Regions from separate parts of the Mus musculus genome. Here region 2 is linked to region 1. The links are chromatin loops, found by intact Hi-C in ENCODE. Cell type or tissue: heart. All regions are shown on one strand. Links, peaks and the distances in the headings refer to the core of each region. The heading gives the core; the rest is flanking DNA.

What was found. A loop is a pair of places that touch in the nucleus more often than their neighbours do. Peaks named below come from ENCODE experiments on the same cell type or tissue, not always from the same donor. Only the 100,000 strongest peaks of a DNase experiment are listed, where the experiment ranks them.
Region 2: it touches region 1 in a loop (4-fold over the local background); 2 of 42 quality-filtered maps call a loop at or near these places.

The regions. Positions count from the first base shown.
Region 1 is chr5:148,692,881-148,708,466 of GRCm38, reverse strand. No RefSeq gene overlaps it. Among named protein-coding and RNA genes, the nearest start is that of 2210417A02Rik, 41 kb to the left of the region's middle. In heart, for the core only: a CTCF peak has its summit at 7,273 (motif pointing right); a DNase peak (open chromatin) is centred at 8,056; H3K27ac peaks cover 706 bases.
Region 2 is chr5:148,636,819-148,652,404 of GRCm38, reverse strand. It overlaps Gm36140 (a long non-coding RNA gene), which reads right to left. Exons shown (of 4, transcript XR_868716.2): 3 at 14,195-14,366; 4 at 11,540-11,640. Among named protein-coding and RNA genes, the nearest start is that of Gm36140, 11 kb to the right of the region's middle. In heart, for the core only: a CTCF peak has its summit at 7,890 (motif pointing left); DNase peaks (open chromatin) are centred at 6,464 and 6,834.

The sequences.
Region 1 (15,586 bases), core at 4,000-11,999:
AAAAAAGTCATTTGCTGTGCCCCGAAGGGAGTCTTTAGTGTAATTCCACATTCCTGGCTGGTACCCAGGGCCCCACACTAGCTGTCAGTCCCACCTAGCTCCCTCCTCACCATCCCCGTGTTACACCAGGGCCCCACTCAGGGCTTTGGCATCAGACCTTCATCCGAGCTTTCAATCTCAGCTCTGCCAGTGACTCTGGGTAAGCAATTAATGAGTCACTTTCCTCTGGAAAGTGGAGTTAGTGGCACTTCCTTTATTTGTACAGAGAAGGCTTTTGAGCATATGTGAGACTGTTCGGTGACTTGGAACAAGAGCTCTTCCCTTCTGAGCTCTCCTCTGTGATTTGTCAGAAAAATTACCATAACCAGCCCACAGTGCTGGGTGAGTGGTCTGACAGCTGTCTCCCTGGTGCAGCCCTCTGAGTAGCGCTAGTGAGGACCCTATGCTGACTGCAAAGATAGCCCACCCCCCACCCTACCCCCATAGCCCCCCTTTCCAGACACCCACCTCCATTACTCCCATCAGTCCCTGGGACTCCTGGGATGGCAGGGAGGCTAGGAACCACCCCACCCCACCCCACCCCCTTTGCCAGATCCTCTACCTTAAGAAAACATTACTGGGGTCCAGAGAGATGGCTCAGCAGTTAAGAGCACTCACTGCTCTCACAGAGGGTCTGAGTTCAGTTCCCAGTACTTGTATTAGATAACTCACAACCAACCATCTGTGATCCCCCCTACAAGGGATCCAACACCCTCTCCTGGCCTCTGTGGTCATACGTGTGTGAGCGTGCACACACACACTTTAAAATTTTTTACTTCACAAGAGATAAAAGCTGTCCACACACTTCAACTTTTCCTAGAGATCCGCTGAGCTCAGCTAAACCTCGCAGTTCTTAGGAAGTGGTGGAGCCAGTTCCACACAGGGACCCCAGCCAGCCAGCTTCCATCTACTCTATCTGTGCTCTTGACAGAGTGGCTCTGCCTTTGAGGATCCAGCTTCCTTATACAGAGATCCTAAATCGGGGTATTGACGCTCGCTCGTTTCTCTTGCCCACACATAGCATCAGCTTTAATGGCGTGTTTTCCGAAGACGCTGCGAGAAAGCCAGGGGCAGCTCCTGCTGTTGCCCTGCTGCCACCAGAACATCATCATGGTACACAGATGCTCTGAGGGTCTTGTCAGAAGAAGCCTGTATCCTAGGAATAATTAAATTTTGCTGCAGAGGAATGAACGGGTTGTGTGTCCTTCATTCCGCTATTCGGTCATTGACACTAAGATTCGCCCTGTGCCTTGCAACGGGATTGTGGAGGAGACAGGAGCCCACAGGCTGATAATGCACATGGGATCCAGAAGAAGCAGACGGAAAGACTCTGTGTTCAGGGGGTGTCGGGGAAGCAGGACACGTTTACAAGAATGCCGTTCTCTTTCACCTCGGCCTTCTTGCTGTCTGGGTTTATGTTTAGTCTCCACAGCAGCCTGACTGTCTAGGGCAGACTCACAGCATATCTGATGTTTCCGTCAACAGCTGATGATCCGTGTGATCTCCATCCTATAAGGTTTAAGGGATTCTGGGAAATTCCTGGTGTGATGCCACAGACATCATAAGGTCACAAGACGGTGTGTGTTAATGGGTTGCTGGCATCCACCCGCCGGCTACACTGCCAGATGTATCTGAGCCTAGGACATATAATTATGTCCAGTACACAATATTGACAGCGCTGGTAAATAGCTAGACTGCTAGTTTATGCATCTTCCATGCTTTCCTTCCATTCTTTCAGAGTGTGTGTCTACTTATTAAAAGCAGTTTACTGTAAATGATCGACCGGCATTAAACTCCACCCCGAGATCTACCAGCATCTGGTGTTTACTGTCTCTTGACCACATGGGATAATTCGCCTGGACACTCAGGCTGGCCCAGCAGTGAGCTGTCTTCTCAGGTTAAGTAGCACAGGATTGAGGCTGCCTGGAGCTTTACCCCTCCTAACACCCAGTCCCTGGAGTCAGGTCAGTCTGACCTCACCCCTTGGATCTAGGCTATGGCTAAGTGACTCAGGCCAGATAAGAGTTCTGTCTGCCTGGCCACCGGGCCACCTGGATTGATATAGAGATAGAGTTTGCCAGGTAAGATGCAGGCTATTTTATTTTTTAAAGATTTATTTATTTATTTTATGTATGTGAGTGCACTGTAGCTATCTTCAGACACTCCAGAAGAGGGCTTCAGATCCCATTACGGATGGTTGTGAGCTCCCATGTGGTTGCTGAGAATTGAACTCAGGACCTCTGGAAAAACAGTCAGCGCTCTTAACCACTAAGCTATCTCTACAGCCTGATGCAGGCTACTTCTAAAAGCCCAATTAAAAATTTGAATTCAGGCAAACAAATCGTTCCTTCTACATGCCAGATATTTCATGAGACACTGCTAAGAAATTATTTGTTGTTCATTGTGAAATTCAAAAATATTTTTATTCGATATTATAAAAATAATCTTTATAATACTCAGGAATTTCAAGGTTAATGTGACATTGTTATGGTTTGGACGCATCTGAACCCTTGGTTCTGGATCCGTGGCGTGCTGTTTTGGATGACGGTGAAAACCTGAGAGGTGGGACCTGGCTGGAGGAGCTAAGTCCCTGGGGAGCGAGTCTAGGTGGAATATTATCTCTGGCTGTCAACTCTCTCTGTGCTTCCTGGCCTTCTGCAACGTATGCTGTGTTCTGCCACAGACCCCTGCTACCACACGGCTCTGCCTGCTCCAGCACACTTGACTCCTCTGAAGAAGCAGGTCGAAATAACACCCCCCGCCCCCCTTGTTTCTGTCTTGCATTTTATCGGTGACCAGTAGACCAAGCAGACTTTTCAATTTTGTTTTGCTGACTCTGGCAATTCTATTTAATAGTCTAGTGGAAACCTCATCTCCTCTAATCAGATGTTTTTGGAATTATGGATTAAAGTCAGCTCTGGGAAGCTGTCTTGAGGAAAGAGTTAGCTGTCAGGCCCACTGGAGAGATGGGAAGAAATTTCTCACTCTTCCAGAGACTCCAGATCCAGCTGTTCAGATGCAGCTGTTCTGATGGGCCCTGGACCTGTCCAACAAAGCAAGTCACTTGCAACTGAAAAACCTTTTCCAGGACCCCTCTCCCCCTCCCCCCACAACACCCCTCTCTGTATGAAATTGAAAGAATTTCTTTCGCCAAAAATCTTTACCATTCCTTAAAGAACATCATTCTATTTTCAGTCTTTCACAGTTTTTAATAGACTTTTTCCAGAGAGTAGCCCATTGCATTTCCAGTACCACACGTGGGTTATCTTTGTGTTCTAGAAGGTAATACATCTGCTCCAGAGATCTCACCCTGGACATTCAAGAAAAGGGTTATTCAACGGATTTGGAGCAAAAGCAGACAGCAACCAGTAGGAGCCAGCAGGGTTCTCTCTTGGAGTGGCTGAAACCTTGTCACATGGACTTAGATTTCCAGCCAAGGCAATGTCATCGGCCACCCTAGGGACTCAAATTATGACTGTGAGGAGACTGTGCCCATCCTCGGTGGAGGACTGAAGTGTTAAGGGCTGTCTACTGTGTGCTTCCAACCCCATGACTTAACCACTCTGAAATTAAGGGATCAGCCCAGACAAAGATAACAGGGTTTTAGGAAGCCGTTTACAGTGATCTCATGATCTCCATCCCGAGAAGAAGAAAAAACAGAGGAAGAAAAATTTAGTCTCAGTGGGAGGACATTGGTGTGATGCAGCTTGTCGGCTAGAATTCGGAGACTCACGCTTAGAGATAAGACATGGCCTGTAATTACCTTGTTCTTGCATGCTGGGCTTTACCAACAATTTAAGGTTAAGGGAGACATTCCACCAGCTTGCCAGTGACACAGAAGGGAGAGAAACGGGCAATATGTTGGAAGACAGAAGTGGGATTTAAACCAAGTTAATTTTCTGAATCAATGGTTTAATGCTAACATGCATATATAAGCAACTAATACACACACACACACACACACACACACACACACATATATATATATAAACAAGAGGAAGAGAACATACTTCCTGCAGGTTAAAAAATGGTCAGGATCACAAATGGAAAAAAGGGAGACAGAGACAGTAAGAGACAGAGAGAAAGAGAGAGAGACAGACAGAGACAGAGACAGAGACAGAGACAGAGAGAGGGAGAAAGATACCCATTTTGAGTTCACCCTCACTTAGCTTAAAAAAAAAAAAACACAAAGCAGAACAAACAAACAAAATCCCACAACCCCAAGGCAGTGAGATGGCTCAGCAGATAAAGGTGCTTGCAGCCAAGGCTGCTGACTTGAGTCTGACCCCTGCAAGTTGTCCTCTGACCTGTGAACAGAGTGCTCCAGTGTGCACAGCATGGGCACACACCAAATAAACATAATAAAATAATTTTCAGAAACCGTCTCCATCCCCCCAGCTTTCCTCTCTTCCTGTACAGCTCAGGCGCCTCCCAACTTGGATGCAGGTTTTCTAATTCTCCATCTACTGCATCCGGCTGCAGCTAGAACATGAGGTCCAGGATGCCTTTTGCCTCCCCACCACCAACTTCTGTGGTCACATTCTGCCTTCTAGCTCCATGCACATAGCTCCGGGTCACCATCCTGCTACACATTCTGGCTGTGTCCATCTGTCCTCCTCATGGCCACCCCCACACCCCCCCACACACTGACTGTACTGGCTGGTTTCGTGTGTCAACTTGACATAGGCTAGAGTTATCACAGAGAAAGGAGCCTCCCTGAGGAAATGCCTCCATGAGATCCAGCTGTGGGGCATTTTCTCAATTAGTGATCAAGGGTGGAGGGCCCATTGTAGGTGATGCCATCCCTGGGCTCATAGTCTTGGGTTCTAAAAGAAAGCAAGCTGAGCAAGCCAGGGGAAGCAAGCCAGTAAGGAACATCCCTCCATGGCCTCTGCATCAGCTCCTGCTTCCTGACCTGCTTGAGTTCCAGTCCTGACTTCCTTTGATGATGAACAGCAACATGGAAGTGTAAGCTGAACAAACCCTTTCCTCCCTAACTTGCTTCTTGGTCCTGATGTTTGTGCAGGAATAGAAACCCTGGCTAAGACACTGCCCCTCTGAGCACCCCCACATGCTGCTACCTTGCACTTTCTCCAACAGCTCCAGAGTGTAGGTGTGTTGCCTGCTTGGGCATCCCTAATTCTTCTGCACTTAGCTGAGGACAGCTCCCCTCTCTCTGTCTGGTTTTCAAGATGACTGTCAGCATGTCATGGTCTCCTGATGTCTCTCCACTCCAATAGTTTCTTGGCTATGGAGTGGACTGTGAATTGCTGGTTGTCTAGACATCTGTTTATTTCCCAGTGGACTCCTGTGGCCACAGGAGGTACACACAATTTGTTTGGTTCACCACTGCATCCCAGCAAATAGAACACTCCCTGGCACACAGAGGCCCTTAAAATGTTGTTTGTTTGTTTGTTGTTGTTGTTGAATGAAAACACTAAATGATACATGAATCAACAATTAGGCAAATTAGTATAAATAGAAGTTGTCAAAACTATCAAGGGGGAAAAATAGATAAGGAACGTTGATCTTGTCTGAGCCGGTCACCAGTCAGTTGAAGTCACATTTAAGCTGGAATCTGGGGACTGGCAGTGGGTGGTGAGGGGAGCTCTCCAGCAGAGCTATAATGAAATAAAGGGCAATAGATCCTGCAAAAAGCCCCAGGGACATTTGAAACTCTTTTTTTTTATTATGTATTTTCCTTAATTACATTTCCAATGCTATCCCAAAAGTCCCCCACACCCTCCCCCACCACTCCCCTACCCACCCATTCCCATTTTTTGGCCCTGGCATTCCCCTGTACTGGGGCATAAAAAGTTTGCCTGTCCAATGGGCATCTCTTTCCAGTGATGGCCAACTAGGCCATCTTTTGATACATATGCAGCTAGAGTCAAGAGCTCCAGGGTACTGGTTAGTTCATAATGTTACACCTACAGGGTTGCAGATCTCTTTAGCTCCTTGGATACTTTCTCTAGCTCCTCCATTGAAACTCTTAAAAGACAGCTCTGGTTCCAAGTCAGAGGTTTGCCGTTTCTCCTGCAGGAAGGTGAATCTGAACATGTTAGCTCACATGAGGCAGGAAGCCCAGATCAGCGCCATTAACGCTACATTGGCCCATTTCATCAGCCTCCAAGGAATTCCCAACGGCCATTGTCCTTGCTCCTGAACAGAGTGTTTGAGACCGAATAGTGAGAAGCTAGGACAAAGCTAGAGCCAAGCGAGGGGGCGTGTCCCAGGTGGGCGTGTCCCAGGGGGTAGCTTCACTTCCTTCTCAACTCTTTGCCTTCCTGTGTGATCCAGGAACCAGGACACACACAGAACCCAACAGTGTCTGGCCTCTCTTCTGAGCAGCAGATGGCTAGGTTCAACCTTAGGGATGGGTCAAGAGTTCAACCACAGCTTCCTGGCAGGGAGCTATTCAAACGCAGGAATGTGAGAATGGTACAGCCAACCAGTGCAGTTGTGCATAGTTCACACAGTCCCTGAAGGAACAAAGGAGAGGACCACGGACTCACAGGCGCAAAGAAACAAGTAAAACAGCCGTTTAAATCAACAGCCTGCCCTTTGACCCAGTGACCCTGTCCCAAGAAGCCAGTACTCCGGAAGCAGGCAGAACCTGGCAAAGCTCAGAATGGTAACATTCACACTTGTATGGTATCTACCACACAGAACGTCAGGGAAAACCCACATATCTGAATTAGAAAAGGGTGAAATGAATTATACCTCAACAACGACGTGGGCACTGGATTGTGTTTAAAAATACATTCCATTGTTTGGGAAATACAATGTTAAGTAAAATGGCTGTATAGAGAAGGGACTCACCTATTTCAAGCCCTAAATTTATACTCTCAAACAATAAATTCGAAGGAAGGTTTAGGAGAGAATCATACGTTGCTATATCTGGCTAGCATAAATGAATATTTTCATCTCGGTATTTTATTTTAATGAACCCATTGTAAGTCACCAGCACCAAAAATGTTTCTTCATGTCTTATATTTGCCGTATTGAAATATACAGAGCTCAACTTTGCCATTTCCGGGCCATTTTAAGTGCAAAAATGGTCATTGTAGTCACACTGTTGCTACAGCCACGGCCATCCCTACCATCCTTACCCTGAACGCGTTCATCCATCTTCCTAAACAGAAACTCCACCCCCACCAAACTCCCCACAGCCCACCCTTAACAAGCACACTCAGCTTTTTAATCTCTGGCATTACCTATCACGTAGTCCACAGGAGGCAGCAGAGGGCACCTTAGCATCCTAAGAGCTCTGGGGTTGTATGGCCTCCAGCATGGAACTGTGAATCCCGGATACTTTGTTTACAATGTAAGGATCTCCCTCACAGAGCCTAAGACAGCGGTTCTCCACCTTCCTAATGCTGTGACCCTTTAATATAGTTCCTTATGTTGGGGTGACTCCTCCAACCATAAAATTATTTTTTGTTGCTACTTCATAACTATAATTTTGCTACTGTTATGAATTATAATGTAAACGTCTGTGTTTTCTGACAATTTTAAGAGACCTCTGTGAAAAGGCCCATTGAACCCTCAGGGGGGGGGGGTCACAACCCACAGGTTGAGAACCACTAGCCTAGGGCCTCTGGGATGTTGAACCTGTATTGACAGTTCTTCCTATAGTCTATCTCTAAAATGTCCTCCAAAGAACTAGAGAAATGGCTCAGATGTTAAGAGCACTTGTTGCTCTTGTAAAGGACTTGAGTTCGATTCCCAGCACCCACATAACTACCTGCAATTCCAGCTCCAGGAGATCCAAAGCCGCCTTCCAGCCTTCTCTGTCACCAGACATGTATGTCATGCACTGACATGCATACAGCCCAAACACTCATAAACATAAAGTAAAAAAATAAATAAGCTTAAAAGATAAGATATCCAGCACCCAAGGTCCTGAGCTGCACAGAACTGTGACCCTCACACAATGGGCGTCACACAATGACATTGTCACTGTGACAGCTGGAAATAGGAAGTGCCTCGGAAGTGGACAGTGTGCTTATTTCCTGTTACTGTGGCTGCTGTCTAGGCGCAAGTTCAGCTTCCTTAATCTTTAAGCTGTTCTCAAGAAACATTTTTACTTCCACATCCTGTTGCATGAAGTTTTTACTACCCTGCTTTAAGCTCCAGGCAGACCGTGCTACCAGTCCCTGCCCTGTTTCCCTTGGCTCTGCGGATGAAACACGCACACACACACACACACACACACACACACACACACACACACACACACACGTTTACACAGGCACACACACATTAACTTATTTTTAATATGCCTTTTAGCTCAATGGCTGGACACTTCTAAGCCTCCTGGGGATAACCTGCCCTAACCTTCACTCCCAGCTCAGAGCCTCTAAATCTGCCCTCAACTTAGCTGCACAGTTACCTTCTTCATGCTCAGCACCCTAAATCTGACCTCAGCTTAGTTGCATTTGTAATCTCCTGCCTGCTACCCCCAGGCCTAGCTGGGGAAGAGGCCAATGGTCACTCCATCTCACATGGCTGGTAGCTCTCTCTCTCTCTCTCTCTCTCTCTCTCTCTCTCTCTCTCTCTCTCTCTCCCTCCTAAGCATGTTGAATCTTCTTTTTTCCTCCTGCGCCTCCTAGCTTGCCTGCGTGAACCTGGACGTCTCGACTCTTCTGCCCAACCATTGGCTACTAGCATCTTTATTGGTCAATTAAGAGAACTTCAGCATTTGTATGCAGATTCCTGAACCACCCCCTACAACATTCTTCCTTTTATTTCTCATTTTTATTTGTTGAGGATTTATTTTTATTCATATAGAAGCCAGAACAGGTGCTTGCAAGCAGCCTGATGCGGGTGCAGGGAACTGAACTTAGGACCTTTGCAAAGGCAGTATGTCCTCTTAACTTCGGAGCCATCTCTCTAGCCCTCCACCCCTTTTTTATAAGAGTTATTTATTATTATACATAAGTACACTGTAGCTGTCTTCAGATGCACCAGAAGAGGGCGTCAGATCTCATTATGGGTGGTTGTGAGCCACCATGTGGTTGCTGGGAATTGAACTCAGGACCTTTGGAAGAGCAGTCAGTGCTCTTAACCGCTGAGCCATCTCACCAGCCCCCTCTCGCCCTCTTTTAAATATTTATTTATTTAGCACTGCAAATTCAAAGTAGAGTCTTGTGTGTGCCAGACAGAGCTACACCCAAAGCCCCTTTCCTTTCCTTTTTAATTGTTGACACAAACTCTCACTAAGTTGCTCAGGTATGCCATGGACATGGACTTGTGGCCCTCCTGCTTCAAAGGACTAAAGGTGAGAGGCCTGTGCCGCCAGGCCACCTGACCCTTGGTCCTTGACCATTTCTTTCTCTTCATGCCTCCAAACAAAACAAAACAAAACAAACAACCCCCCTCCCCCCAGAACTCTGGATTTTGCAGAGAAGAGACAGAAACAGGATGATAAAGAAAACAGGAAGAATAATGAAGACCCGCCCCAGGTACCTGGAGAGGCATTCACAATCGCTGTCTCCTGATACTCCCGTTTATTTCATCCTGGTTATGACAAAGGGCTTTGGAAAACAAGAAAAACAAAACAAAACAAAACAAACAAACAAACAAAAAAAACAGAACAAAACAAAACAAAAAAAAAAAAACCTTGCCCCAAGCAATATTTAAATGGAAGCAGTGGACGCCAAGGTTTCTAGAACTTTCTATGTATTTGCCTTTTGAGATCAGCCATAATTCTCTGGATCTCCACACATAGCCTTTGTGTACTGTCTCCCCTTCTTCCTGTGGCGTGTCTGTGGGTTCACAGTGTCTCCCCTCTTCTTTCTCCTTTAGAAAGGTCTCCTAATCTGGCCCTGACTGCTTGCTTCACAGGCTGAAGAGGAGAATCCCAGATTGCCTTCACTCACAAGATCTGGCAGCCAGAGCCCCGAGTCCCCCAAGCCCAGTGAGCAGTTCAAATATAAAACCGCACATAACAAGAAAAGTGAAGCACCATGAAACTCTTGTTTGATTAAAAAAAGAAGAAGAAGAAAGTAAACGAAAAATAGCACCATGTAAATATTGTACGTCAAGTTCATTTGTGCTAATTAAGAAATATTGGACATTTGTTTTGAATGGGCTTAGCAACCACTCCGTTTGAGTGGAATCTTCTGGAAAGACTGGCGAGGACAGAGCGGATGTCTTAAAGAGAAAGCTTGGAATATAGACAGGCACGGATGCCAGCCCTGTCCCTCTCAGACGCCTGCCGCCTTCCAAGACTGTGTCTTTGAAGGCATCCATCTCTGTGAGGCAAGCTGTGCCCCCAGGAGACACCTCTTTCCAGAGGCATCTGTGCAGAGCAGAAGTGGGCCGGCTCGGGCACCGAGCGTCATTCTAAGATGCTCAAGTATCCCGTTCCTCTCTGAAGATGCAATCTCCTGCACTGAGGGAGTGGAGAGACTTGAGCCCAAGTTTCTACCAACACCTCTTTCTGGTCCTCTGTCCATTCTCAACGCCTCCATCCTCCTTGGGAGAGCCGTTAGCTTGACATTTTGAAAGACTTTCTCCTTGTACCCTTGGCAGACCCCCAGGCTCCGCGTTGCTGGGCTGCTTAAAGATTCAGGCTGCGTGGGCCTGGCATCAGGCTGCTCCAGGCTTGGCTGAGACCACCTGGCTCCGGCTAGGACTTGGAACGACACAATCCGGATGAAGGAGAATCTCGTATCTCTGGGGAGAACTGCCCTTGGCCTGAATTCGTCAAACAGGATTTATTGGGATAAGAGCCGAGGGGGCAGAAAGAGTAAAGAATATATTCTTAAAGCTAAGTTAAAATCTAAGTCTATGTTGTGGGTATGACAGTAAAAATAGGATTCCAGGCTCGTTTAACACAGTACGATGCAAAGCTCCACTTCAAAGCAGGTCACATGGGGTCGTACTGCCCTGGGGTCTCTGGATCCTTCCTCAAATGCCTTTAAAACAAACCCTGAAGGAGTTGATAGAACCCCAGATATTGAAGTTCCTAAGAAAAGCCTCTGGCTGTATTCCCAGAATTTACTCTCACACCACAGGAAAAAGCCATTGTTAAAGAAGTTACCAGGCAGCATAACTGACTACAGTAAGGTAGATACTCATGTTGGGGACATTGAGACTGTTAAAACAAACTATGTCCAATTAAAAGGCTTATTTTAAAGAAGTGGGCCACAATCTAGTAGTGCAAGTGCCTCAAGAGATACACAACGCAGATAGTTCCTGTCCACCTGCTACTTTGCCCAGCCCTAGATTGTGGCAATATTTGGGTGCCTAACTACTTAGAGTTGAGCATTCATGTAACACTGCTAGAGACAGACACACACACACACATACACACACACTCACACACTAGTTCACACACTCACACACACTCAACACATTAGATCACACATACTCACCCACACTTACATACACACTGGCACACACATACTCACATACAGTTGTGCACACACACAAGCACACACACATGCATGTACACGCTTGCATGCACACAGACTCACACCAGGAAGGAAAGAGAGAAAATATGGAAATGCCATCAGACCGAATCTAGACTGGGTCATCAAGGATGTCTCTTCAGAAAATAATGTATCCCCATTTTAACTCACTGACTTATAAGTATTTTTATGACTTATGGAAATGAAACTGTCAAATGTTAAAGTTGTCCCTGATTCTCTTTATTCTGTCTTTGCCACTAAGTGTTTAATTACAAATTATAATCTACAGCACCCAACATCCCCACCCCACCCCCAGTGTCTGAAAATGCGGTCATCTTGGAGACTAGTGTGATTTCAGGGAAGGAGACGGTACTCTGAAGTCAAGGAGATGAGTCAGAACCCGAACAACAGGCTTTCTAGCTCCTGACTGTGGCTGATTAGTTCAGGGTCTGTTTACTTCAGTCTTCACGAGGAAATGAAGCCTATCTTGCCTATTTTACAGGACCCTAAGAATTAGTATGCATGAATACTAATGGTGTAAAATTAAATATGATTAGGATGGAATAGCTGTTCCTAATTTAGTGGGAGAAAACAGGAGGGATATCGCTAATGAGAAGAATTACTACTGAGCACATGCAGCAAGCACCCCGTGCAGAACCTGGCTTCCAGGCAGTGGAGGACAGGGTGGATGCTGGGTACCAAACAAACCGAGATGATGCTATCTCTCCTCTGGGCCAGATGTGATGCTTTGAGCTGGGAATATCCTGCTGGGGGCACTATTACTAAAATTCCCTCCCCTGTCCTAAGGTCCCAACAACAAACTAAGGAGATTCCATCATAGTTCACTCTGGGGACCAGTGAGATAATGGGGCTTCCTTACAGAGCAACGGATGAGGGATTAGGGACAGGAGCACAGATGGGCAGGAGCAGAGGGAGCCTTAAAGCAGCCACACTGGGACGTCTGTACCCAACATGGGTAATGACTTCCCCAGGGCTGAATAGGAGGAGCACCCTCCTCTAAATTTTTCCTTACCTATAGACGCTAGTCCAGTGCTTCTCAACCTGTGGGTCATGATCCCTTTGAGGGGATAAACAAAATTTTTCACAGGGTTCGCCTAAGACCAGCAGAAAACACAGATATTTACATTATGATTCATAACAGTAGCAAAATTACAGTTTTGAAGTAACAGCAAAAATAGTTTTATAGTTGGGGGTGGAGGGTTCACCACAACATGAGGAACTATGTTAAAGGCTTGCAGCACTAGGAAGGTTAAGAACCACTGCTCTAGCCTCCTCCTAGCCCCAGGACTGAGGCATTGTGCAGTTAGGGCAGGCTTGCTTACAACTGGTTTGAAGAAGTGGCTGGATGGTCAGGTAAGGCTCCCTTGACCCTCCCCATTCCCTCCTTCCAAGGAAAGTAAATGGTCAACAAGCCCAACTGTGACAATCTTTGGTGAGCAGATGTGGCTGGTCTTTGCTACTTTGTGGGTTCTTCTTTTTGAAGGAAGGATAGAGGGGAGAGAGATAGAGATCCCTGAATCTGATGTCTTTCTTTTTGTTTCCTCTTTGAGCACAACTACTAACATACCACAACCAACCCAACTGAACCACCAACAACCACCAGCAACACCACTCAGGGCTCTAGCATTTATATACCCTCTGAAAAGTTCTCAGAATTCCAAACATCACACAATTGAAGATACTACCTGCAGCTGGCAAAATCTTGCTTCTGCTAGAGCACTAGGCAAATCATAGTCAGCTGCTCCATATAGCCCAAAGCAGCCTCATATTCCCATACTTGGGATTAAAACAAAAACATATTATAACATTTCCATGTTCTTTTAAAGAAGCCACAATTCCAGAATCCTTACTACAAGCAGGCCCAGCTGAAGTCCTAAAGGTCATAGTTTGGCTTGGAGGACAGTCCTTGTACAACAGGCCTATAAGGTCCTAGAGGGGCAAACAAAAGTTAGAATTGTGAGGCACTTTGTCAGTTGGCTTTAAAACTCAGGCTTGAAGGTGCAGGGCTGTGATCTCAGCTGCTCTGGAGTTGGAGGCAGTCTGTCTGGGTGACTTAGTGAGAGGCCCAGTCTCAAGCTACAGAGCAAAGCGCTGGCTGGCTCTCCTTAGCAGTAGGGTTATTGGCTAGTGCATGAGGCCCTTGGTTTAAGAACCACAAAGGAGAGAAAAGCCTACCTAGCCTTTGCAGAGAAGCAGGCAGCCAGCATGCTGGATAAGGGGGTGATATAGTCAGGGGGATGCTCCGGCTAGCCTGAGAGGCCCCTTGAGATAATACAATGTTCTTCTCTAACTGTGGCCATGGAATGCACTCTCCCTCCGCTCTTGCAAAGCCCACCAACCTTCTAATTAGTTGTCAATATACTCAGCTGCTGGCTTTCGGGTCTCATTAAACCTGCCTCACAGTTGAGCAAAGCGAAGGCAGGCAACCAGGCTGAAGGGTTTGGCCAGGGAGGGACATCTGCTCCCCTCGTGGCCTGTGGCATCTGCTCCCCTCATGGTAGTGACCTGAACATCTGTCTTTCATTCATTTGGCTGTTTTTTTTCCTTAACCTCTCAGTCTTCAGAAAATATCAGGATGGTTGCGGGGCAGCTGTGCAGGCATGCAGCGATATTCTCTTATGTCACCATGAGCATGTGTGAGGAGCAGGGTCGAGGTAGATCGGTGGTTCCCAAAACTAGCCTAAACTTAAACCATATATTTGAAAGCAAATACAGGTCTGTCCAGAAGGCTCAGAAGACAAAGGGGCTTCCTGCCAAGCCCCATATTAGGGTTGAACAATACCCTTCCATGGGGTTTGCCTAAAGCCATTGGAAAACACAGATATTTACATTAGGATTAACAACAGTAACAAAATTAGTTATGAAGTAGCAATGGAGATAATTTTATGGTTGTGGTCACCACAGCACGAGGAGCTGTATTAAAGGGGATTAGGAAGTTTGAGACCCGTTGGCCTAAAACTCTAGGTTCTGGGATTGTTTTCTCCCCTAACACAGGCACCAAGCCCACCCCTGCATGACTCTCCGGTCTTTTGTTAGCAGCAACCAGAACATTCTCTTGTCCTCCTAGGCACAAGTCTTGCCTACACATAATAGCTTCAGAACTTGGTTTGCCCACAGTTGCCTAACGTGGGATACAATGCAACAACTCCCCCTTTTGCCATGTCTGTCCAAGTTCTACTCTGAGATGTCACAGGAAGGTCCTTGGAGCCCTGCTGCAGACCTCCCAGGCCAAAACTTCATGCTGATGGGAGAACGGGCTTTCTTTTATTAATTTATTTATTTATTTTTTGGTTTGGGTTTTTTTTTTTTTTGTTTTGTTTTTTGTTTTTTCAAGACAAGGTTTCTCTGCGTAGTCCTGGCTGTCCTGGAACTCACTCTGTAGACCAGGCTGTCCTGAAACTCAGAGATCTCTGCCTCCCAAGTGCTGGGATTGAAGGAATGCACCAAGATGGTGCATTCATGAGGCTGTGGGTCTAAGACTCAGGGCTGTGCAGGTGAGTACACTGCACTCACTGATTCTCAACTGGTTTGTACAGTGGAATCCGTCCTATGCCTCTGAAAACAACGGGTGTGAATATAAATGCTTTGGGCATTGTTTTCAACTCCCAGGGTAACTCTAATGAGCCCTAAAACAACAGATGAATGAGTGGGTTAAAATTAAAAGCCAAAGAAACCACTGGGGGGTAGGTAAGGGAGAGGGAGGGGGAGTTGAAACAGGGTCTAACTTCAGCCCTGTTTTATCCAGCACTCCCCTGCCCCATGGCACTGACATCAGATTTGGAAGCAGGAAGAAGCACAGATCCCTGTCATTGAGTGGCCCTGAAGCCCTCTGTTCAGAACCAAGTGGATGGCTGTGCCTTGGATGTGACCGCTCCGTGTAATGGCACCTTTCAGCTTCCTCTATCGGGCTCTCTGGGGCAGACTAATTTCTTACCTGAGCACACCACAGTCACAGGCACACATCCAAGAGGACACACCCACGCCGCCCAGACCTTTTGGTGTCTCTAGCAGAAAACTCCCTCTTCTGCTCCAGTTCCGGCACATTCTCTCTCTGGGAAGCTGGGTTTATCTTGTGTACCTGCTGGGATTTAGCAGCAATGCATTTG
Region 2 (15,586 bases), core at 3,432-11,431, 55 kb after region 1:
CTTGTCTGTTAACTCCCCTTTACCCTTCCTGACACTGAATTTCCCAAAAGCCCTTCCTAACTTGCAGGGAGCGTTGCGTCTCCTGCAAAGAATTCTGGGATTGGGAAGAGTGGCCAGGTGGCCAGGAGTACTAGACAGGGTGATGCTTGCTCCTTTCCTGGTAAGCTCCGGAGGGTGCGGGTGGAGCTTCTCCTCCTCTCTTCAAAGCTAGATGTAAGGCCACTGGGTTGCTCCTTCCTGCTGTGGAGATGGAGGCACGCTGCAAGGGGAGGTATCCTGTGGCCCCCTCCCCACTCCAGAAGCTGCCTGCCTGTCGGCAGGAATGGTGGATGGACAGGCGTACTCTGTCTATTCATTTTGCTTTCTACATGGCCAGATGCATTTGGAGTCATTGATTTAAAAGCTGGGTTGGAATTCTGTTGGGGGAAGCCCAAGCCTCTTGAATACGGGAAGGAAATGAGGAATTCCTTCCCAGCTGTTCTCTGCATGGAAATTACCTGCCCCGGGGAAGAAGGCTTAGAAGGCTGGCTTGACAGGAGTGGGTTGTCCCTGAGTACTTGTGTCCTGGACTGCAAGCAATAGGACACTAGAGCTTTGGGGAAGTGAAGAAAGCCCTCTGCCCTCTGTAGCCCTGCTCAGAGCTCCTGGGCAAGCTTACAGACCACTGAGATATCCTCACTATTGTCCCTGGTCCTCTCAAGGGGGTGACCCATCCAGGGTACACCTTGAGTTTCTGCCATTTGGGAATATTATGGCCTGGCTCCTGAGACCATCTTACCTGCTCTGGTCCCCCAGGTATGGAGGTAGATGACTCCACTCTCGGTACAGCCCTCAGGTACAGTAGCTCTCCCTACTACACCCCTGCTCAGAGTTCAGAGAGCAGTGTGTGTGTGAGAGCACAAGCACACATGCACACACATATTAATTTGCACTCAGAAGGAGACGCGCATAGGGTGTAGGCTTCTGAGAATTGACCTTCACAGTGCTCTTTAGAATCCAGAAGGTAGGTGGCTGGCTGACTGTGAGACCTCCCCAACACTTCTCATGCAGACACCTTGTAAAAGCAGATGTGACACTAGATGTGAGAGTTTGCGCAGTGTTCATGCAACACATTCACAAAGCACTGAGCTCTTGAGTCAGCCGGAGGGCTTTGCGAAATTGAGCCACCCTTCATCTTCCTCTCCCAGGGATGCTAAGAAAACGAGTGCATGCGAGGGGAAAAATACTACTGCTTCCTTATCGGTTGCTGGGTACGGCCCCATGGCCCCTTCTCCCTCCGTGGTAGCCAGATCCACTGGGCACAGAGATGGACTGGAAGGAGGAAAGTTTAGCTAGATACACAGTAGTAGTATCTAGTGTAGTGCGGAATCTCAGTCTCTGGCAATGAACACGCCCAGGAACAGCTTAAGTGAACTGGTTCATTTATCGGGAGGGAGAACATGGTATTTATGCCCCTGGGGAGGTGGCCAGGGTCTCTGGAGCAAGGTTATGTGGCTGTGTACCACTGGCCAGGGAATAGGTGTTAGAAGATGCTTCATCTACATACTCAGGAGCTCTAGGGTCTTGGGAGGGGATGGGTGGGGGATGGGAGGGAGGGGGAACCTTGTACGGCCAAACAAGAAGTGAGGCCTGATAACCGTCAGCGTAATACATTCTTACTAGGGTTGATGGTGGGGGAGCCGGCCTTATGGTGCCAGATTAGGAGTAGGGAGGTAGCCAAGTCCTGCCACCCTCATGTTTGAGATACCCAGGGTTGAAGTTCCCTCGATGTGTCCTTCATAAACCTAGGCCACTATGGTCCCGCAGCTAGATGATGACTGAGGTTCTTCTGACAAAAGGCAGATTGACACAGGAAAGCAAACAAGGTGAGCCGTAAAGGACGTGGAAACCCTTAGAAATGAGGACCCGAGGAAACAGAGAAACTTGTGTCTTGGTACTTAGATTTGATGAAGAGTAGACTGTTATATGGAGGGACTCAGCAAGAGCTGTTTACATTCTCTGTATTCCTGTGCCTTCAGGGTGGGGGTAACCCCTTCCTCTCCAGATATTGAGCATCTCTCCCGTGAAAATCTTATGACCGACTTTAGACAAAAGCCAGCGGATTCCTAGATGGTTTGTCTGATCCAGAGAAAAGAAGAAATGTCACAGGCTGCGTCCTGGGTCCTCTCACTGGCTTGCATGGTGCAGATGACCTACCTCAAAATGGCTTGGTAATGACTGCTCTACCAGCCCTTTACAGGCACAATGACCCTGACAGACAGATGTGTCCGTCTGTCTAACATGTGTGTGGCCAAGAATGTAGCCTGGAAAAGCTCAAGAGAGAAGATAGCATTTGAACGGAGCCTTGAAGAAAAAACAAACAGGATTTTTCCAGTCAGAAAAGGGAGGTAATAAAAGCACTCAAAGATGAAACTAAGAACACAGGGATAGCCGGGCGTGGTGGCGCACACCTTTAATCCCAGCACTCCGGAGGCAGAGGCAGGCGGATTTCTGAGTTCGAGGCCAGCCTGGTCTACAAAGTAAGTTCCAGGACAGCCAGGGCTATACAGAGAAACCCTGTCTTGAAAAACCAAAACCAAAACCAAAACCAAAAAAAAAAAAAAAAAAAAAAAAAAACCACAGGGATAGTTTGTCAAGCAGGGGTGGGGTGGCCTTCCTCCATCCCTCAGTGACTCTTCTTGAGTGTGCAATCATCTCTGATGGCACATAACAGGAGGGGTCTGGGAACACACTCAGTCCTGGTGTCTTTTAAAGACAAGCGAGCCAAGCCTGAGGAAGGTGGATGACAGACATTTCTAGACATAAATGGCGGACTGATAAAGGTTGCACAGAGCCCTGTTAGGAAAGCAGATTTCAGCCTCGCAGGCATCTTGCGTAATCCCCACAGGGTTGCGTTGGAAAACTTAAGACCACCATTGAAACAACTGACTGAGGACTGTGCCCTGCGGGCTGGGACATCGCTGTAACAAATGCCTGTGGATAACAAGCAGACAAAGCAGAAAGGTTTATTTGGGCCGCAGTTCTGGAACTTTGGGTTCCAGCCCATGGTTGGGTTGGCCCTGTCACGTGACCAGGCAGCTCATTGCAGCCTTGGCAACAGTGGAGCAAAGCCTCGGGCCTCACATCCAGGAGGCAAAAGAAAGAGACACACCCTCAATGATCTAAGCCCCTCCCCCACGTGCCCCTTTCTAAAGATTCCACCCCTCCGCACAGTGCCATCCTGAGATCAAGCCCTCAACACATGGGCTTTTTGTAGGGGGTGGCGTGGGGGCTTCTAGGCTATAATCAAGACTCCAAGGGCTTCGGGGAGCATGTCTTTTGGGAAAATTTACGCTGATCCAATAGGTGGCAAGGAGAAGATACTGCTGGTAGCTACAGAAATTCATCTCTTGAAGTTTTATGCTTCAGCACCTGTGATTAAAGAAATAAGTCTAAGTCGGGGGGGTGGGGAGGTAGAAAAACATCTGTGCCTACAACTAATTAAAAATACTTGTGATCAGCGAACACCCTCCTCTCCTGCATTCAGGTAACAGCTAATTAATGTTAGCAGGCAGCCTGGAAACCCGCCCCTCTGGGAAACATGTTGAGCATGGATTAGCTGTACCTGTGACGGCGCCTGATATTTGAGATCATTCCAAAGGATTTTGTTTGTTTGTTTGTTTGTTGTCTGTCTGTTTGTTTGCTGGCTTCAGCCCTAATTTTGAGAGTAGAAGCAGAGTCCACACCTCCACCCATTGATTGGGATTTCAGAGGTGTCTATTGGCACAGCTAATGCTATCACTCCGGATGCACGTTCCCTCTTGCCAATGGGACCAGGAGCTTCCTAGCAAACAGGAGCTAACACCAGAGTGCTCTGAAGTGGCTTCCCTGGATTCACATTGTTAGCATATCCCCTAGCCGGTGGCTCCTTCCATTGACGGTATTCAGGGGTGCCGGTTTCTCTGGTAGTTACAGGATTCTTCTGTTGACAATATCCAGTGGCTTTTAGGGGGGGGGGGGGGAAGTAAGTCTGCCAAGGAAATCCTCCATCTTTGATAATTTCTTGGAGGGTTTCAAGACCCAAAGGAAACAGCCAAAGTATAAAGAAAAGGCCAGTTCACCACTTCAGGGGAATTCCAGAATTTGCCACAGGGCTCACCTATGAGGCGATTGGATGAAGGTGTCGAGCAGGCGATGTCCCAGCGAGCTCCCAAACAGAGGGCCCTGTCTCAGACTCACCCTGAGATCACCAACATGAGATCACAACTCTCTTGGGAGCATCTCTACAGAGCACTTAGCAGTCCTTCTGACACCTTAGCCCTCTGCCCTGCTTGTCACTGAGGATGCCCAGTGAAGGGCTCCCCCATTGCAGGTCCCTGCAGACCTTGAGTGCAGGCTCCTCAGGAGATTCATTTTCATATACTCTTGTCCCCAGACAAGAGAGCTGCCTGGACTTTAGACAGCAGGTGATAGGCACTCCCTTCATTTTTTAATTATCCCATGTACTTTGTCAAAGAAATGCAGACCAGCCATGACGTGGTGTTTGTGGTTTTTGTGCTGTGATTCACTGACTCCTTCCACCACATTCTCAAATCCTCATTTCTGTCCCTGAGGTCTAGTTTAGACTTGCTCTTCTCTCTGTCACATGCAAGTTGATTCAGCAACATTCCTGGTCTCTGCCAGGGGTCCGTCTGGACCAGACCATACCTACCTAGCCTTTGAGTAGCATCCCCAGGGATAATCCTCCTGCAAGATGCTCCAAAACTCCCAGCTTTGTTCACCTGTCTCTGCCCTAAATGCTTCTCCGGCTCCCCGACCCCCACACCCAGCATGCTATCTTTCTGTTCCTAAGAAGTGGTTGTTGTTTTTAAAATTGTAAGGAGGAAATATAAAGAAAGAAACAAAGCACACACACACACACACACCATCTTCACATTTTTTACGGGCCATGTGGGCATTTCCATCCTGTTCTGGTTGTCTCCCTCCACAGCTTGCCAGCCCATAATCCTGCCCACCTAAGGGCTCTCCAGTGCATTTTAAGGTCTCTTCATCTTCCGGGACAACTAGCATAAGGGTTAGCATATTACAACCCAATTACTTTTCAATCAAGAACAACCGCGACCAGATCAGGGGTTATTAGTAATTTGCATAATTTGGGCAAAGGAATGAGAGGCTGTACGGAGAGACTGCAGAGTTTTGGTGTAATTTAAACATAACCAATAAATAAAGGGGTAAAACAGATAACAGGACATATATGGAGATACAGCAAAGCAAGAGAAACTTGCAGCTTCCTGTAACTCAAGAGTTCTGCTCTGCCCAGGCCTGGAAACCTGGACTAAATGATTTCCCACAATCCCTCTGGCCTCTGATGACGTAACACAGTTTGAGGACCATGGAGATGCTTATTGAGTGAGTGCTCCCACAGCAGGGAGGGTTGTCAGGACTGTCTTGGAAGGACCCAGTCTCGGTCAAATGGGAAAGGCTGGTGAACTTGGACACACCATTCTCATCTTCCTAGGGAGCTGCAGATTGCATGGCAGACTCTTGCCCTGATGTGTTCTAAACAAACTCCACACTGGTGTGCGTCCTGGGCTAACACTTGCCCGGAATATGCGGCTGAGTCCTGCAATTGCTTTCCTCCCAAGTCGAGTACACTGCTTGATCGCTGTAAGCTTTCCTGAATCTGAATTTATTTTCTACATGGAAAGAGCCAGGCTATGTAGACATGCAGCCCCTTAGCGGGACTTGCACAAAATCAATGTGAACGGAGACCAAGAGGTCTTCCGCTGGGGGATCAGGAGCTACACCGGGGTGACAGAATTTACCAGATTTTACTTCGGAGAAGATGCAGTGGGTTTCCCAGTGTTGTCCAGGTGTTGGACATCCACAGATTTTTCACCCTGTGGGGCAGGATTGAACCTGCTGTGGTTAGAATGTATTATCCTAAATTCACGTGTTAGAAGCTTAATCTCAAAATTCCTATGTTGATGGTATTTGGGGGTTAAAACTTTAAGTAATTAGAACTAGACGAAGCCACAAGGGTGGGGCCCCTTGATGGGATCAATGGCTTTAGGAAGAGGACTGGAGCGGGCATGTTTGCCATGTCTCACCAAGTTACGTCTTCCTTCATAGGGGGGTACAGCAAAATGTTGTCACTCACAAGGAGTGGCCTCTGAGTCTTGGGTTTCCCAACTTCCAGAACTCTAAGAAATGAGTGAGTCTCCATTTGTTTTAAAATTTCCAGTCTGTGGTGATTTATTACAGCAACTGAAGGTGGGCTTCAATCTACTCCTTCATAGAGTTGAAGGGCACTGGAAATGTCATTAAAGGTGACTAAGGACATTGAGAAGAATTCCTAGAGCAAAGCACACAGCTTGAGCTCCACAATTTCTAATCCTCAGCCGTTTCCCGTCTTTGTTCATGGCAAGAAATACTTCCTGCCTGAGCAGAGCAGTGTTGCATGAATCTAATCCCAGCACCGGTGGGGCGTGGGGGTTGCTGGTTTAATCAGGGAGATGAATGGCAAGTTCATGACCTGCCTGGGCTACCTGGTGTCCCACCATGTAACTCCTACCCCTAAGCATTGTGGCCAAGGGGCTTCTGTTTTATTCTCTTTAGTTTACATTTTACTGTAAATGTCCTGGATCCTTCCCCCACGAAAGTGTAATTCTAGAAAATGAAGGTCCTGGGTAATGTGGGGTGCTCACCAGAGAATAATGCTCAGACATGGCTTTAAGCCAATAGAAAGTCTCTATTAGCCGGCTGGCAACTCCCCAGGGTGTTCCGGATCCCAGTGTCGCCCTGAGCCTTTCTCAGGGTGAGAGAGAGCATTGAAGCACAGAAGCCATGTTCTGGGCTGACATACTTCAGTTAACAAGAACAGTCAGCCACAAGCGGAAATCAGGAGCCCAAAGCAAGGGTACAGGCTTTCCTGGAACTGTGGACTTTGATGGCCCCTGTTTTAGTGTCGGCAGGTGGGGCTGTCTACGAGCCAAGTTTTATAGCCTAAGTTGTAGTTCCACCAAGGAGTCAGTTGTGCTAAGGTCTGGGGCCCTGTTACAGGGTTTAAACAACACATGATCTAAAACTCTTGGAAGTGTTTGCCAGACCAGCCCCGGGGGATCAGTTACAGGGCAGCTACCTGTGCCAGCCCGCCGCCTGGTCATGACGTCACTCCCTCTTCAGCCTCCAGTCACTTCCTACCTTCAGGTCTCACTTAGCTCTTAGTCTCCACTAAAGTGTTGCTCTCAGGACTTGGAGAATTATCTGGAAGGCTACTAAAGATGTTTGGCCACTTAGCCTCTTGATTCAGAACCCTGCTCTGTCCCCCTCCCCTGCCCCAGTAGTGTGACGTTAATTTCCTTCTTTCCTGGTGTAAGTTCAGTTTATCTTACCCTTATTGGGAACCGGTGATGGTGTTAATTAAATCAAGTGCTTCCTTCACACTGGTTAGGAATGGCTTCCTGCGGGAGGGTCACCCAGAGATTGCCTGGAGACTGGGGAGCTCACTTGGAAGAAACGGAGAATCAGTGGTAACAGGAAGACAGAAACAGGAAGGCTCGCTTTGAAGATGTAAACAGCCATGAGGTTAGAGAAATTCATTTACCTATGAATTTTTAACAGCAAATTGAGTTTTCTGGGAGGTAAAGTTCAGGAGCCGAGGGACTCAGCTAATCATGCTTCCTTTCTTATTTTTAAATCCTATATTAGCAAAAAGTGACGGCGGAAATAGCATACAGGTTTGGGGGTTTATTTTCTCCCATTATTAAAAGGAGGGGAGGTCCTAGAGAGATGGCTCAGTCGCTAAGAGCCGCACTTGCAGGGAATCCATGTTCAGGTCCCACCTGTTAATTCCAGTTCCAGGGAGCCATCGCCCTCTCTTGGCCACCCTGAGCACTGCATACACATGGTGCACACACATAAATGCAGGCAAACCACTCCTACGCATTAAATAAAAACAAGCAAATGTGTTTGTTTGTTTGTTTGTTTGTTTAAGCACAGAGGAGCTGGCCTAAAAGAGACAAATGAAGCAGGAGAGAGGCTAACTGCCCCTGCGAGGATTCCACTTACCAGTCAGCACTTTAAAATAATGCATTAAACTTTGTAAAGAGAAGTTTCTGTTCTAGTTGGCATGTGGAGTGTTTTCCCCCCAAAGCCCATTGCTAACAGAAGGCCTGGTCCCCTGCACATCCCGCTGTGGGGAGCATTAGGACCGTAAGAGGTAGAGTCTAGTGGTAGTAAGCTATTTCTTTCTTTGCTTTACCCTGCCATGGGTTTGAACAGGCATCCTCTACTGTAGCCCTTTCTGTGATAGTCTGTGCTAGCACAGGCCCAGATCAACAGAGACAAGCCCCCACTCACTGACCCTCTGACAGCCTTTTCCAGGTCTACCTTTCCACCATGTCAGTGTTTTTTTTTCTAAGAGTAATGAAAACCGGTTTGATTTCCTGCAGCTTCTGCTACCAGGTTCTGTGATGAGGTGCCATTCCTGTCATATACTGGAAAGCCTGTGCCCATCTGTCTATCAGGACTCCCTTCACCTAATGCTATTACCCAACCTGGCCCCACACTCCCACCAAACAGCAGCTCATAGGATCCAAGATGGCAACCCAGAGACTCAACAGGATACGGCAATGATGTGACCTGCCACTTACTGGAGAGCTTACAGACACTCTGCAAAGCTGTCAGCTTCTGTCCTAGGCAGCTGATGACACTGAAAACTCTAACAGGCACAGCCCTGATGGGTCCCACCACAAGTGCCAGGATGAACAAGGGTCATGCTGAGAGGCAGACCCGTGCTCTAAGAGAAGAGGGAAGGGCTGTCCACGCACTAAGGAAAGAATGCTGTCAAGACAAGTACGGGTCCCTATGGGAGACGTGTAAGTGTGTGACGGACCTAATTGGAAAGCTCTGTCTCCACACTCATTCACTTATCTGTTAATTTTTCTTTCCAACAAAAGTATAATTGAATGCAAGCTGTGTTCCAGTCCCTAGAGCTAGTGGTCGTGCCGTTCACACCAGGGGCATGGTAGGAGAGTAGGTTTGGGCTGGTGGGAACCCAGCTTTCCCAGATTATCATCTCTGACCCTTTTTTGTTTGCTTTATGTCCTTCAGCATATGGAGTGAGGAGCGGGGGTCATCCTTCCCACCTACCCACCCTGCAGAGAGGGGCCAAAGCCTGAACATTCTGGCTCGTGGCCCTGAGTGACAGCGATAACAAGAACTAGAGCATCATGGGAGAACTAGAGCATCATGGGAGAACTAGAGCATCATGGGAGAGGGCCAAGTCAGAGTCTGTGGATATTAAATCAGTCTCTGCCTGTATTGGCTAGTTTTGTGTCAACTTGACACAGCTGGAGTTATCACAGAGAAAGGAGCTTCAGTTGAGGAAATGCCTCCATGAGATCCAACTGTAAGGCATTTTCTCAATTAGTGATCAAGGGGGCAAGGCCCCTTGTGGGTGGGACCATCTCTGGGCTGGTTGTCTTGGGTTCTATAAGAAAGCAGGCTAAGCAAGCCAGTAAAGAACATCCCTCCATGGCCTCTGCATCAGCTCCTGCTTTCTGACCTGCTTGAGTTCCAGTCCTGCATCCTTTGGTGATCAACAGCAGTATGGAAATGTAAGCCGAATAAACCCTTTCCTCCCCAACTTGCTTCTTGGTCATGATGTTTGTGCAGGAATAGAAACCCTGACTAAGACACTGCCTTTCTGGAGGGACATACTTTGCTCATTTAACCCCCTACCTGAGACACCTGTACTCAGGGCAGGCAATTGCTACCCACAAGAGCAACAACAGAGCACAGGGTGTGGGTTCGACACACTCACCTAAGAGAAAGGCCCAGGACTTGCTTAGGAAGAGTGGGTTAGGGGTCAGCAGAGCAGAAGGTGGGGAGAAAGTTCTCGAATGTGTTCTTGGAAGTAATGAAAAGCTCTTTCACAATGGATGCACCAGGACGCCATCACGCAGTCCAGTGTTAATGAGCTGACACCAAGGAGCCCCTCAGAGTGAAGCCACTCTGCTGGGGAGGGGCCACTGGGTCCTGGTCCATGGACCATAGCCTTCATTTTTTCCTGGGCTGCTTTAATGGGCATCAGAACTCTGGATGCTGCTGAACGCAGGCCTTCCTGCTGCATCTTCTACAGCCACTGGGCCACTTTCTCCTCCCGGGCAAATGCTGAGGAGACATTCTACTGCACTTCTATATTTAGCTGCATTGTGTAATGGTGTGACAGTAATATCTGTACTCAGAGAACACCTTTGGGTAGAGAATGGGGTACTCATTGCCAAAGTCCTCAGCACAACCGTCTTAGGGAGAAAGGATGGTTGCCGATCCCTAGGGTCAGACGTAAGCTGACAGAGAGAGTGATCTCAGGGGGTGGAGCGCCATCAAGGACTCTGAATGAACTGGGGGCTGTGGGGACTGGGGAGAGACCATGAGCTGATCTGGAAAGGTTTTCATCAGACTGGCCCCTTTCATTCACAGACCTGTGGCTTCCAGGGGTGGCATCCTCCCCTCCCTGCTCAGATACACCCCTCCCCTTGCTCACACAGAGGACCTGGGGCTTAGACGAGCTCGTGAACTTGCTTAGCCTACACATACCCATCTCTACAGTGCTCTGGACTGTAGTTTCTCCTCCCCCAGCTTGAAACCTGCTTGCTCGGGGTGGAGCTTTCTGCTCATTCGTTTTGCCACGCTCACTGCTGGAACCTGAGGAGCCACACACGTGCACCTTTTTACTGGACCCGAGATTATTTGGCGGGAATCGGGTCCCCTCTCTCTTTCTTCATAACTAGTGTCGCAACAATAAAATTTGAGCTTTGATCAGTATGAATTTGTCTTGATCACCTCAGTTAAGCGTTGCCTTATTTAACTTAATTAATAGGGGGGAGAGAGATTGGAGACGTACTATTGAAAGGGCAAGCCCTTCACTGCCTCCCACCCAAATAAAAAAGCCAATTGGCCTTGTACTACAAGAGCCGGTCACTCCTTCTCCCTGTTTCCCACCTATCATCCAAAAATGCGGAGATCAACTAAAAAGTTACCTACCAAGTACTAATTAGCATCTTAAAGTCAGAGCCTGCAGCCCCGGGCCTTTCAGTTAGTTGTTTACTAGAAAGGACAGTTTTAAGCCAGATACAGTTTACCATAAAAAAGGTTAAAAAATCCCAGTAAAGCAAGTTTTTTCTTTAGCCCTAGATTCCAGGCAGAACTATTTGAGCATAGATAATTTTTCCCCCTCAGGCCAGCCTTTTCTTTTTTTTTTTTTATTTTGTTAATAATAGGGAGGAGATGTAGTCTCCCCTCCCCCAGCTTGAAACCTGCTTGCTCGGGGTGGAGCTTCCTGCTCATTCGTTCTGCCACGCCCACTGCTGGAACCTGAGGAGCCACACACGTGCACCTTTCTACTGGACCCGAGATTATTCGGCGGGAATCGGGTCCCCTCCCCCTTCCTTCATAACTAGTGTCGCAACAATAAAATTTGAGCTTTGATCAGTATGAATTTGTCTTAGCTCCGTTTCTTCTTTTGCCCCGTCTAGATTCCTCTCTTACAGCTCGAGCGGCCTTCTCAGTCGAACCGTTCACGTTGCGAGCTGCTGGCGGCCACAACACTGGACGATTGCTTCCACGCTCTGCACACCTTGGCTGAACGCAGAAGAGCTGTGAAATGGTGTGCGAAGGATTAATCACGATCCCATCTCTGAGTGACACTGAGTAACAGCCAATCAGATGCTGTACTTCACAGCACTGGCTAGACTCTCAGTCCTGAGATGATAGAGAGAAGGTTATGGGGTGAAGGGGTTCTCAAAGATTCTCTGGGCAGAAGTAAGATGTGATCAAAGCCAATTACCTCCTTTTCAATAGAGTACTAGGGAATATTAACACTTGCTGATAGCTGAGGCAATGGGTGTGGCATCCATGTCACCTCTTAGTAACGGCACATGTAGCAGACAGGAATACTAGACAGAGTGGACTCTGGGTGTTGAGTTACCCACCAAGGGTGTGATGGTTTGTATATGCTTGGCCCAGTGAATGGCACTATTAGAAAGTATGGCCCTGTTGGAGTAGGTGTGTCACTGTGGACGTGGGTTTTAAGACCCTCATCCTAGCTGCCTGGAAGCCAGTACTCTGCTAGCAGCCTTCAGATGAAGATGTAGAACTCTCAGTTCCTCCTGCGCCATGCCTGCCTGGATGCTGCCATGCTCCCGTCTTGATAATGGACTGAACCTCTGAACCTGTAAGCCAGTCCCAACTAAATGTTGTCCTTTATAAGACTTGCCTTGGTCATGGTGTCTGTTCATAGTAGTAAAACCCTAACCAAGACAAGGGGTATTTAGTCAATTGGTCAAGGCCATGGGCTCAGTTTCCCCCTATTTACATGAAGAATATGTATTCCAGCCCATAGTCAATATCCCACACTGTTCCACAGAAACACAACTCCCATGTCCGTGCACACCCCGTGCGGGGGAGATATTTGCAATTTCCTCCACCACTGGAACGTGCTGGAAGAGAAGAACTGTGGTTTCTGAGGTGAGGATATAGAAGGCAAATCTAATTCCATCTAACCCTTGGCTTGCTCCCTCTGAGGGAAGCTGGGCTCTGGGCCCTACACTCAGCGGCCCGGCTGGAGAAAAACGAAGGCCTCCAGCACCCTGGAGGCACTGACTCCCTGGACATGTGGAAAGACTGCCTCAGGACCAGAGTGTGCAGCTCCTCAAAGCACAAGGTGGTAATTGGCTGTATTAGCCATGTTTCTAGCCCTGTGATAAAGCACCATGGCTGAGACAACTTGAGGGAGAGGGAGATGATTTTGACTTTCAGATCCAGGGGGGTAAAAATGTGTGGTGGTGGTGGTGGTGGTGGTGATGGTGGTGGTGGTGAAGAGGCCTGGCTACAAGCATCAGGAACAGGGAACTGAGAGCTCGCATCTTGAACTGTGGTCATGAAGCAGAGAGAGCAAACGGCAAACAGCATGAAGCCTTAAGCTCTCTGATGGCGTACTTCTCCCAGGAAGACTGCACACCTCCCGCCGCCCCCCTCAAAACAGCGCCTCTGACTGGGGAGTATGTGTTCAAATGCTTGTGACTATGAGGGACACCTCACACTGGCCCTCGCCGGCAGCAAGAGAGGCCTCAGAGTGAGAACTACCTGCCTGCATTCTCCATCACCACAGGTAGAAATTATCAGAGTTTTACCCACTATCAGGGTGATGGGATCACACAACAAAAATGCCATAGACAGGTTCTGTGAAGCAGAGGGCTCCTGCCACAAGACTTACCCTGAAGAATCAATCAGGCCACCACACAGAGAACGGCTTCCAGAGCATAAAGAACAAGGGCTGTGTAGTTAACTGTGGGAAAGGCCATTACGCCACTAACTATTGTCCACAGTGCAGACGCGGGCGTTCCATGAGAAGCCCAGTGTGAAGTGCCCCACTGTGCCTTCTGCAGAGCTGAGGCTCTATGGTATAGATTCTATACCCTAAGGGGAGGCAGTCAAGGCAGTGAGGATATGGGGACATGGGCAGCAAGAGCCAATGATGACGACAGCATGTCTTCGGTGGCCATATCCTTCCTGCGTTGGAGGCTATGGCTTTTAGAATGGCGTTTAGTCAAAGGGAGAGAAGACCCTGAATGCAAATGGCTTAAGGTGGCAGGCAAGGTTTCTTCATTACAGTGAAAATGTCCACAAGGATCAAGGACAGTTTGGTAGCTCTTTGATAAGAAGAACCGGGTTGGGGGCTGGAGACATGGTTCAGTGTTCAGAGCACTGGCTTCTCTTGCAGCAGTCTTGGTTCTATTCCCAGAACCCTTACTAGGTGGCTCACAACCACATGCAACTCCAGTACCAGGCGGTCCAACACTTGCTTCTGGCTCTCTCTCCCTCCCCCCCCTCTCTCTCTCTCACACACACACACACACACACACAAACATACACATGCACTCTCACACAAATGCTCTGCCACATACATACTCACACACACATACACACTCATATACTCTCACATGCACACACACATATACACACAAACACTGTCACATGTACACACACACAAACATACACATGCACTCTCACACAAACACTCATACATACACACAAACACTGTCACATGCACACACACACACACACACACATACACATGCACACAATTTCCCACAGGCAGCTCCATTCCCAAGGTCCTCTCATGGTCTGAAACGGTGGCTTAGGTACCAACCTTGTGGTGATCAGTCTTCTGTCGCTGTGGAAATGCCTGAGAGAAAGTTTGGAGGAGGAAAGATGCATTCAGCCTACGGTACCAGAAGCTGTAGCACATGGCTGACTCCATTGCTTTAGGCCTGAGGTGAAAGCGTCATGGCAGAGAGGGTGAGGACAAGGCAGAGACACTCCTGGAGGGAAGCAGCAGGCAGAGAAGAGGATCCATTCACCGCTAGAGAGCACTTGCTCCAAGCCGGCCCCGCCTTTTTACAGTTTCTCCCACCTCCCAGTAATGTATCCAACTATGACTCCATTAGTGGATTGATCCACAGAGGGGCGTCAGAGTTCTCATGATTGAATCATCTCTCCATGATGGGCTCACCAGCGGGGATCCAAGCCTTCTCCACTAGAGCCTTTTGGGGGACACCTCATACACAGCCATTGCATCTGGATCCTGGCCATTTTGAAAACAGAAGGGACAAAGGAGAGAGAACTTTTATGTCTCTGTGAGGACCACAGATGCACACACACCAGGAAGAGGAAAAAGAGGAGGGAAGGAGGAAAGGAAGGGAAAGAGGAGGAGGCATGGAAGAGGGATGAAGGAAGGGAAGGAGAAGGGATGGAGGAGGAGGAATGGAGGGGAAGGAGAAGGGATGGAGGAGAAGGGATGGAGGAGGGCAAGGAAGAGGAGACATGAATAAAGAAGAAGGGATGGAGGTGGAGGGATGGAGGGTAAGGAGAAGGGATGGAGGAGGAGACATGGAGGAGGGATGAAGGAGGGAAAGGAGAAGGGATGGGGGAGGAGGGATGGAGGGGAAGGAGAAGGGATGGAGGAGGAGGGATGGAGGAGGGCAAGGAAGAGGAGACATGAATAAAGAAGAAGGGGTGGAGGAGAAGGGATGGAGGAAGGGGAGGAAGAGGAAGCGACGGGGAGGGAGAGGGAAAGCTAGCTACCTCCCATCGACCTTTGTGAAGGAGGCTGACTTGTAGAGCCCTCCTTTACAGACTTGATTTGAGCACACAGAGAACCGTAATGATGGACACTTCATCCCGATCTCCTTACCAGGCCTGAGCAGCCAAGCACCTTGTGGTCCTGCCTTTTGCTGTTTCTCAGGTGGCCCCTGGCTGTGTCCATAATGCCTGTGAAATGGCCATCCTAAAGTGACACTTAGCTTTCTGCTGTGGGCTAACCCCCAAAGCCACTCTCGCTCACAGACAGGCAGGTAAGGCTCTCACTTCTTGTAAAAAGCCCTTAAATTTATTTTTAGAACGATTTAATGCCCAGTTTCCTCTCCCCCACCACCCCCACCAGCCAGCTTGTGATTTGAAAGCCATCGCAAGACATTTGTCTAAAAGAAAATGAGTTTCATACATAAATGGTTTCATCTAATAGGATTCGTACTAAGCGAGA